Linked DNA regions of Homo sapiens: region 2 is linked to region 1. Evidence: read pairs that join two places in POLR2A ChIA-PET (ENCODE). Cell type or tissue: Panc1. All regions are shown on one strand. Each heading gives the region's core, and the rest is flanking DNA. Links, peaks and the distances in the headings are about the cores only.

Region 1 (4,387 bases), core at 168-4,167:
TGGGGCCTGGAGCAGGGCAACGGGGCGTGGATTCTCTTAAAGGTGAGTGTGCAGGCAGGGGGAGGGCGGAAAGATGGGGGCAAGGGGTGGTGTGTCATAAAATGTCCTGAGGACATAAACTTTGCAGGGCCCAGCCCCCCACTCGCTGCTTGCGTTCATTAGCACGGAGGCCGCAGACCCCCTCGGCAGACCCTGCCTATGCCTGCCCTGGGCTCCTGGAGGACTCCTGCTGGGGGCCGGAGGGCTGCCTGGCGCCGCTGGGCGAGCAACTTCAGGGATGGAGCCAGGCCAGCGCCGGCTCCCCACACATGGTCATTACCTCCCGAAAACCCAGGAGTTATTACAATTAAAACACGTTGCAGGGGGGAGTGAGGGCTGGGGGAGGTCCCTTTAGGAAGGAACACTGGGATTAGAAGAAATTAGAGCAGTTGTCTTGGCAACGCAGCCAGGCTGGGCCTACCCTGTGATTATTTCAATGGGAACAGCAGGATGGGGGCTGAGTGGGGCTGGGATAGGGGGTGCTGGAGACCCATGTACCCAGCTGCATGGGTGAGAGCTGTGCTCTGCTCTCAGAATGGGACTCAGCAGCCAGGGAAAACGCTCCCCAGGGTGATTCCTGCCGGCTGTCCTGTTCTCTGTAATTGCTACTTATCCCGTGAAACACTGAGTAGATGGCCCTCTGTCCTCCAGGGAGTTCAAACCCCAGACCTCTGTGATCCTTTTCTTTTTAAAACAGAACTCTCCCAAGAGGGCCCCCGCTCTCCCGGCTTCATGGGTGGAAATGGCCCGGCCTGGTTTCCTATCAGTTCAACTCTGGCCGTTCAGAGCCGCAGGTCAAACCCAACCATCCCTTTTTCTAGGTGGCCTCGAAGCAAGGTGGAATAGAAAGCACAAGAGGTGTGCATGGCGGGAGAGGCAGGAGAGCTGGGGGAGTGAAAACGTTTTGGAAGTAGGCCCATGATAATGAGCAAGATGGAATCTGTGCCTGGGACACCTCCAGGCACCAGCACGGGATTGGGGTCTCTACGGAATGGGAATCCCGGTCTGGCAGAGCTACAGGGCCTGCGAAAGAGAAAACAGTAATTAGTTCTCCATCTTTCTGCTTGTCTCAGCAGCCCCGAGCATGTTTGGCAGACGGGCGAGGAGAACCTGTTTGGAAACCACTGGGGGAGAAGAGGATGGGGTGAGGGGGGAAGGGACAGGAGGAAGAAGAATCCAGTCTCCAAGCTTCCGGGGGTAGTTCTTGGCAAATTCCCACATCCCCAGTCTCATTTCCTCTGGAACTACCTTAGGGAGTCTAATAGCAGAGAGAGGCCTAGAAACACCAGACCCAGTACACCAGAAGTTTCAGGTGTACCAGGTGAGCGTTCCATGTGGAAGGTTAACTGGACCGGAGGCAAGGCCCCCTCAGAACCCAAAGCTGGAGATCTCTGAGCTGCCTAAGCCCAGCCAGGAGATGACATTTAGGAACATTCTCTTCCTAGCCTCCCCGTCCCTTTTGAAAACTGATGATTTCCAACCTCAGGTAGCCACTGTCGGTTGTTTGGGGCCTTCAGGAGAGCTTTTCCTATTTGTATGTGCAAGGTCTGAGGTGTTCTGATGGAAAACACATGTTCTTAGAATTTGGCCTAAGTACAAGACTTAGCCACTGATTCCACGTGACCTTCAGCAACTCATTCAACATCTGTTTCCTTATCTATAAAAGTATCATCTAATTTACAGTGTCATCATGAAGGCTTGAAATAATGGACTTAAAATGCCTAGCTTTAGGGTAACAAGTCTTCCCCATTTGTCTAGGTCGGACGGGTTCCCAGGACTTTCAGGTTTAATGTCAGGCAGTCCCAGGTGAACGGGACAAGGTGGCCACCCTACCAACTACTGAGTATGCATGAAGTGGTGGGGGCGGGGGGCAGCTATTTTATGTTGGGGTCTTACTCCTTTGTAAAATTCTTGACACATTCTGTGTATATAAGTGCAAAAAGTATATATACATACACACATCCATATACATGAACTTTCCAGAGATAAACTGGGAGGCAATTATTCGCATTTCAAAAAAAAAAAAAAAACCTCCACCTGGCAAAATGATAAAATCCAGCATCCTTCTGTACAAGATTGAGGCAGAGAAAGAGACTGTGTGTGATGGAAAATTCAGAGATAATAAGCTGATGGATTGGAAAGCAATGAGAAATCATTTCTGAGAGCCTTTCATTTCTGGGGGAAACCCCAGCACTTTCAGAAGATTCTCTGTGCCCAGCTTTGCTGGACTCTCTCTAGCTACAGAGCCCAGTGCACCTATAGCATGGCTCCTTCGTGCATTGGCAGGAGATCACCAGCAGCCATTGGTCTGGGGAAGTGCTGTCAGGCTGGGGGTCAGAGGAGAGGGTCAAAAGCCTCCATGATGTGCTCCAAGTTCTAACTTGGCATTGCTTTTCATCACAGGAGAACTCTGTTTATTTTATTTTATTTTTTTTTTGAGACAGAGTTTCACTCTTGTTGCCCAGGCTAGAGTGCAATGGCGCGATTTTGGCTCACTGCAACCTCTGCCACCTGGGTTCAAGCGATTCTCCTGCCTCAGCCTCCCAAGTAGCTGGGATTACAGGCACGTGCCACCACACCCGGCTAATTTTGTATTTTTAGTAGAAACAGGGTTTCCCCATGTTGGTCAGGCTGGTCTCAAACTCTCAACCTCAAGTGATCTGCCCGCCTTGGCCTCCCAAAGTGCTGGGATTACAAGTGTGAGCCACCGCACCTGGCCCTCCGTTTATTTTTCTACCTTCCCCTTGGTTCAGAGGGTTCAGGCTGCCCAGCTTTTATCAACTCTAAAAAAGCTTCAGGTGGGGAGTTCGTGCACCAATCAAAAACACCAGCATCACATCATCTTGCTGGAGTTTTTTGTCGTTGTTGTTGTTTTTAACCACCTAGTTCTTGGAACAACAGGTGAGAGAGAATAGGAGGGAAAGGAAGATGATAAAAAGATCGCAATACCCTCCCCATTCCCCCAGCTTCAAAACTCAGAGGCGACGGCTGAATAATGCAGGCAGCTTGGTCTGGTGGGGGATCTTCAGAAGCAATGGAATCACGTGGAGCAGGCCAAGCTGAGACCCTAACCCGGCTCCACCACAACCCACCTCAGCCTGGGCTCCAGGGTCTGCAGGTGCAAGCCACCAGCTGAGCAAGGGGTAAGGGGAGGTGCAATGAGGGCCTTCTGGCTGTCCTCCCCTCTTTTGTCCTCCCCTCCCCACCACCACCTGATGCTTTCAGGTGAAACCTGAGCCATGTGGCTACAACCACAATCAGTTTAATGAGCTTCATTCACTCCCAGTCTAAATCGGGAAGAAAAAAGGCCCCGCTGGAAACACATCCTGTCTCCTCCTCGGTGAGGTGACAGTGGGGCCGGGCACAGCAAGGGGGAAGGATATTAGAAGGTGCTGAAAAGGGAGAGCTCTCCCTTCTCCCCATTGGAGGGATCAAAGCCTTTATTTAATGTGGCCAGAGCAGATCACAGAGCCTCCAGGAGTGCTGGCTCCTCCCTGGCATCCCAGCCTCCCTGAGGCTCATAGGCTCACGTGGTCCCAGATTCCAGCAGGCCAGCCCCATGGAGGCTAAGATTGCATCCTAGGGAGCAAACGGTGGCTGCCGGAAGTAGCCCAACCTTGCCAGACCACATAAGGCTGGAGACACAGGCAGCAGGATGGTGTGTTGAGGGGGTGGGGAGGGGCTTGGCAGTGATGCCTGGGTTTATTTCTTGGATTGTTATTTTGGTGAGAGGTGCCCTCAACATCTTGGATAACTAAGGCTGGGTCCTGCATGGAAGAGAGAGCTGAACCAAAGGTTATGTGACCACACAATGTCCCCCCATCTCTATCCGAGCCTATTTCTGCCATCGCATTTACCAAACTACTTTGACATCCTCTCTTTCCTTGCCCCTCTTCTTCTCTCTCTTTCACCTCTTAGAAGGCAAGACTGAGCTTTTTTTCGTGCCTTTGTATCCCATGCAGACAGTAAGCACTAAATAAATGTTTGCTTACCTAAATAGATTCTTTACAGCTTTATCATGATCCATGTCTTGGGAGAGAATCTCCCTGGCCGACAGGCCAAATCCCAGGAGTCCAGACAGAGCCTCCAGGCCTCTTCCTACCTCTTGCCTCCACTTTTCTACACATTTCGCCAAAGGAGGCTGGGAACTCGCTCCACTACTGTGCCACACCAATTAACAACAACAACAAAAAACACAAGCCATAGAGGAGGAAAAGTAGCAAAGGAAAAAAAAAAAACAGACAAGGAGGAATGAAATGTGCATGTGTACACATATAATACGAGTTAGCCTATCCCAAAGCCCCCTGGACAGAAACCAAACAGGAAATCGAGAATCATTACCAAATGC
Region 2 (4,387 bases), core at 190-4,189, 280 kb before region 1:
TTTTCTAAGCCTATTCACATTTGTATGCCCAACTTGAGGGAACCGGGGCAGATGTTACTCTTCTCATCATTTTAAAATGAGGAAACTGAGGCACCTAAAGGCAAGCTGCCCAAGCTCACACAAGTGAACTGTTCAGCTCTTTCTTCAGATTACCCCATCCCATGCCCACTGTGCACACACCCTGAGCAGCAGCCTCCAACCTCAATATCCTCTACCCTTCCCAAAGGCGCCACCAGCTCCTTTACACAGTTTAGTTTTCCCTTCTCCCGACAATGGCCGTCTGTAAGAGGCCCCAGGTGCCTGGAATTTGAAATTGTTTTTCTTCCCTCCCTTCCTGAGGACCAGATTGTTCCTAAGCTCCAGGCTGCCTGGCCAGTGCAGGCCTGACTTGCTGGCACCTAGGGTTGCATTAAGGATATGGATTTGTTTTTGCAGGACTGCTCATGAGCGATGGAGTGCTGGCGTTGGCTTCCTTGTGAAAGGCACATGGCAACTAGGCATGTATTTGCAGGGAAGGAAACTTCAAGAATAAACAGAAAATACACACACTCCATATCCTGCCAGCCAAGCCCCAGCCTCCCCAGTTCTGACAGGTGATCCATTCTGACTTCCTTACTGAGCCACACACCCAAGCCAACTGAAAGCCTTGAAGCATGGCGGGTGGGAAGGAGCACAAACCCAGATTCTCCACATTCTAGGGGTGTGGGCTTGAAAACCTGAAACAAGGTCCACATCTGAAACCCAGGGAAAGCTATGCCTGCCTCTTAGAGTTATTGCGAGAATTGGAATTCAAGCTTATAACATGCCTATCCCAGGCCTGGAGAGTGGGTGCCAGGGCATGCTAGCCTTGTCAGCATTCTTTTTGGCTCCTCCAACATACCAGTCTTCTCTACCTCAGGGCCTTTGAATGTGCTCTTTTCTCTGCCTAGGATGCCCTCTCCCGTCCCTTCTCCTCTCACTCTCTCCTTGTGAATGACGCCCCTCATCCTCCAGGTTCCAGCTGAAATGTCATCTTCTCCAGGAGCCTTTTCCTAGCTACCCCTGATGCAGGAGAGAGCCCCCATCCTACCTCACCCCAATAATTGTTCTCTATATAGTTTGATTTCTTTGAATATTTATCACAATTTCTAATAATTTTTATTTGCTCTATCTTCCTGTCCAAATTTTAAGCTCCTTGAGGGCTGCTCTCTGCTGTGGCAGAATTTGTGCCTAGAATTAGACAGGGGCTCAATCAAAATCTGTTTAATTAATAAATAAATGCCATTACTTTGTGCAGGCTTAATTAGTTCAAGGGAGAGATCAATAACAGCCACTAGAACCCAGAATCCCTGACCCTGTGGGCAATTTTATCTCCAGCTGAGGTAAGATGAACAATAAATGGCAGTGGCAGAAAGAGGCATAGCCAAAAAGGCCAAGAACACTAATGGTCTTATTACCAGAAAGGACATTGCAAAAATGCAAATTTTTTATTGTGTGTTCTATAATATGGGGCCAGTATACTACACCAACTGGGCATTTCCACCCATTTCTGCTTGAGAATCTTCCCTACCTGAATGAATGTGTTGACTTAAAAACATCTAAACCACCTAAGAATTTAACAGCAGACTGGATGAAAAAAATACTGTCAGTGACAAGTTAATACATAGGAATTCACAATTAAGTTCTATCGTACAATACAGATTTCTGAGGGCCTTGGATTACAAACAAATGTGATTCTACACTTGATAGCTGAAAAACTTGCTCAGAAAATAAAATACAAAATTTCTAAACCATTCCAGAGACCTATTTAAAAAAGCATAAAATAGTCTACAATAACGATTTGGTTAAGTGCTTTGAAGGTCAGAGTGAGTTAGAGTTAGTTAGGAAAAAATTAAAAGAAAGCGTTTTGGCCAAGGTCTTGAAGAGAGTGATTGAACAGAGATTGGCACCAAAAAATTATAACGTTTTAGAACTGGAAGAAGGATTATTTTTATTATTAAACATAGCCCACTTATTTACAAATGCAGAAAATGGAGCCCAGTGTTCCCCACCCCCTCACCCAGTTCCTGCAGGAGAGGAGGGTCAGGACATTAGGAGCCGGGGCTCCCAGTCTTTCCACTACATCACCCAGGCCATTTTAGAAGGAGGTGGGGCAACATCTCAGCCAGGGCACCAAAACGAGTGAGCAGGATGTGGCAGTGGCTGTAGCAACCAAACTAGGCTAGGAGTGCAGAGACGTGACAAGAAACGCTCGAAGGTGGACGGAGGGTGGCCGGCGGCCACCTCATACAACACCCTTATTTTTGGCCTGTTGACTTGCTGAGCAGCACCTGAGTCATCCCCCTCAAGGCTTGTAACCAACTCAAATAGAGGAGCTTACACATCACCCTTTCACTTTGGGCATCGTGGGTGCCCACCAAATATGTGTTGATTTGCTTTGACTCTGATGCTCGGCCTTTAAGTGTGAGATGGGGGAGTCTGTGTTTGCTACCACCAGAGGGTGTTCTGTTTATGCTAGAAAAGTGCAGAGCAGGAAAAAAAGATATAAACCACCTCTTTTATAGATAGCAGGCATTGCTCCTTTTGAATTAAAATGCTTTTGTTAGTGTGGAAAGAGTTGAGCTGGAAGAATGTGTCAGAGGCTGGAAGAACAGCACAGAGGTGCCATTTTTGCCCTCCCTTTGCTACATCCAAGCATGGTACCATGGGTGTGGTCCCCTTTCTCGAGCTGGAGAAAGAGCCTCCCCAGAGACATTTGGATTCCAGCTCTGTTTTTTAATAGCCACATGACCTTGGGCATGACTTTGACCTCTGTGAGCCGCACTCCCCTCTTCTGCTAGCATTTGGGGAAGCATTTCAGCATTGTGCCATGGCAAACAGCAGGTGCTCAAAAAATACCAATTCTTCTTTACTTACTGATAAAAGTAGCCCAAGGGGAGTGGACAGGCTGCATGGAGACAGGGAAAGCAACTCTTCAGTGGTCTGGTGGCAGAAAAATGGGAGTTTGGGGAAGACAAATGGGAAGTTCATTTTCATGCTGCTGATAAAGATACCAGAGAGTGGGTAATTTATAAAGAAGAGGTTTAATGGACTCACAGTTCCATGTGACTGGGGAGGCCTCATACTCATGGTGGAAGGTGAAAGGCACGTCTTACACGGTGGCAGCCAAGAGAGAATAAAAGCCAAGTGAAAGAGGGAACCCCTTATAAAACCATCAGATCTCATGAGACTTATTCACTACCATGAGAACAGTATAGGGGAACTGCACCCATGATTCAGTGACTCCCACCAGGTCCCTCCCACAACACGTGGGAATTATGGGAGCTACAATTTAAGATGAGATTTGGGTGGGGACACAGCCAAACCTTATCAATAGAGCACTGAGGAATTGTCAAATCAGGAAACAAACCCAAAAACTTCTCAAGAGGAAGAAATGGGGCCATGGTTAGAAATGAAGAGCAAGGTTCAGAACACTTGGGCATGCAGCCCAGTACCACCAAGGCAAGAGCATTTGAGCAAGTTCTATTCCCTCTTTGGATCTCAGCATTTTCAAGTAAAAATAAGGAAGTTTTAATATTGATCGCTGAAGGTCCTTATAGCTCTATGGTTCAATGGCATCATACATGACCACGGCAAAGGGGAGAGGCTGGAGCAAAGGAAACTCCTCCCTGGTTGTCTTTCTCATCAAGGGCAGAAGCCAAATAGACAATCACATCAGGACCTAGTGGACTTAATGATCCTCAGAATAGTGTCAAAGAGATAAAGGTGAAGTGCGCTATTTTCAGCCCAGAGGGTCTCCATTCTTTCCAGGTTCCAGCTATATTGGGGCAAGTTGCATGGGAGGCGTATTAAAGGGAACAATCCAGTCTATCACAAAAGGCCCTGAGATTGGACGGCGTGGTAAGAAAATCCATTAAAACCGCCTCTGGCTTTGACCATGTTTGCCTATAAATTAAGCTCTGGTACCTAAGCCATTTTCTCTTTCCTGCCCTTCCAGGTTGAAGGAAGAGAAGCTAAGAGGATGAAATAGGAATTCAAAGTGCAAGTCCATCATACCAAAGAGCTGTCTCAATTACATCCTGACCCCTTTTAGTAATGTGGCCAGGGGTGTGCTTGCAGTTGGTTTAGTCCCCTGACATTTCACCACCTCCAAGATAGGCCTGGGACTGCTGAGACCCCAGTGGTAACCAAACCAAGGATCCTGAGAACTTCCCAGTGCCCAAGCTGGCAAACAAAAGAACATGAGTGTTGTTTGGGTTAGGTAAGCCGATACTGCTCTTCCTTTCCAAACTATCTGGGTCTGTGGAAGCTGGATATATTAGTTTCCGAAGGTTGCAATAACAAGGGACCACAAACGGGGTGGGGGTAGGTGGGGAGGGGGTTAAAATAACAGAAATGTATTTTCTCA

The links. ChIA-PET counts read pairs that join two places held together with the same protein. Peaks named below come from ENCODE experiments on the same cell type or tissue, not always from the same donor. Only the 100,000 strongest peaks of a DNase experiment are listed, where the experiment ranks them.
Region 2: POLR2A ChIA-PET joins it to region 1 with 14 read pairs; 1 of 35 experiments calls an interaction of 5 or more read pairs at or near these places.

The regions. Positions count from the first base shown.
Region 1 is chr17:72,378,663-72,383,049 of GRCh38, forward strand. No RefSeq gene overlaps it. Among named protein-coding and RNA genes, the nearest start is that of LINC02003, 38 kb to the left of the region's middle. RefSeq lists an enhancer at 191-767 and silencers at 2,281-2,330, 3,126-3,420. In Panc1, for the core only: no CTCF peak of the experiment used is centred there; no DNase peak of the experiment used is centred there; H3K27ac peaks cover 245 bases.
Region 2 is chr17:72,095,069-72,099,455 of GRCh38, forward strand. The region is part of intron 2 of SOX9-AS1 (SOX9 antisense RNA 1); the gene reads right to left. Among named protein-coding and RNA genes, the nearest start is that of SOX9-AS1, 19 kb to the right of the region's middle. In Panc1, for the core only: no CTCF peak of the experiment used is centred there; DNase peaks (open chromatin) are centred at 2,313 and 2,543.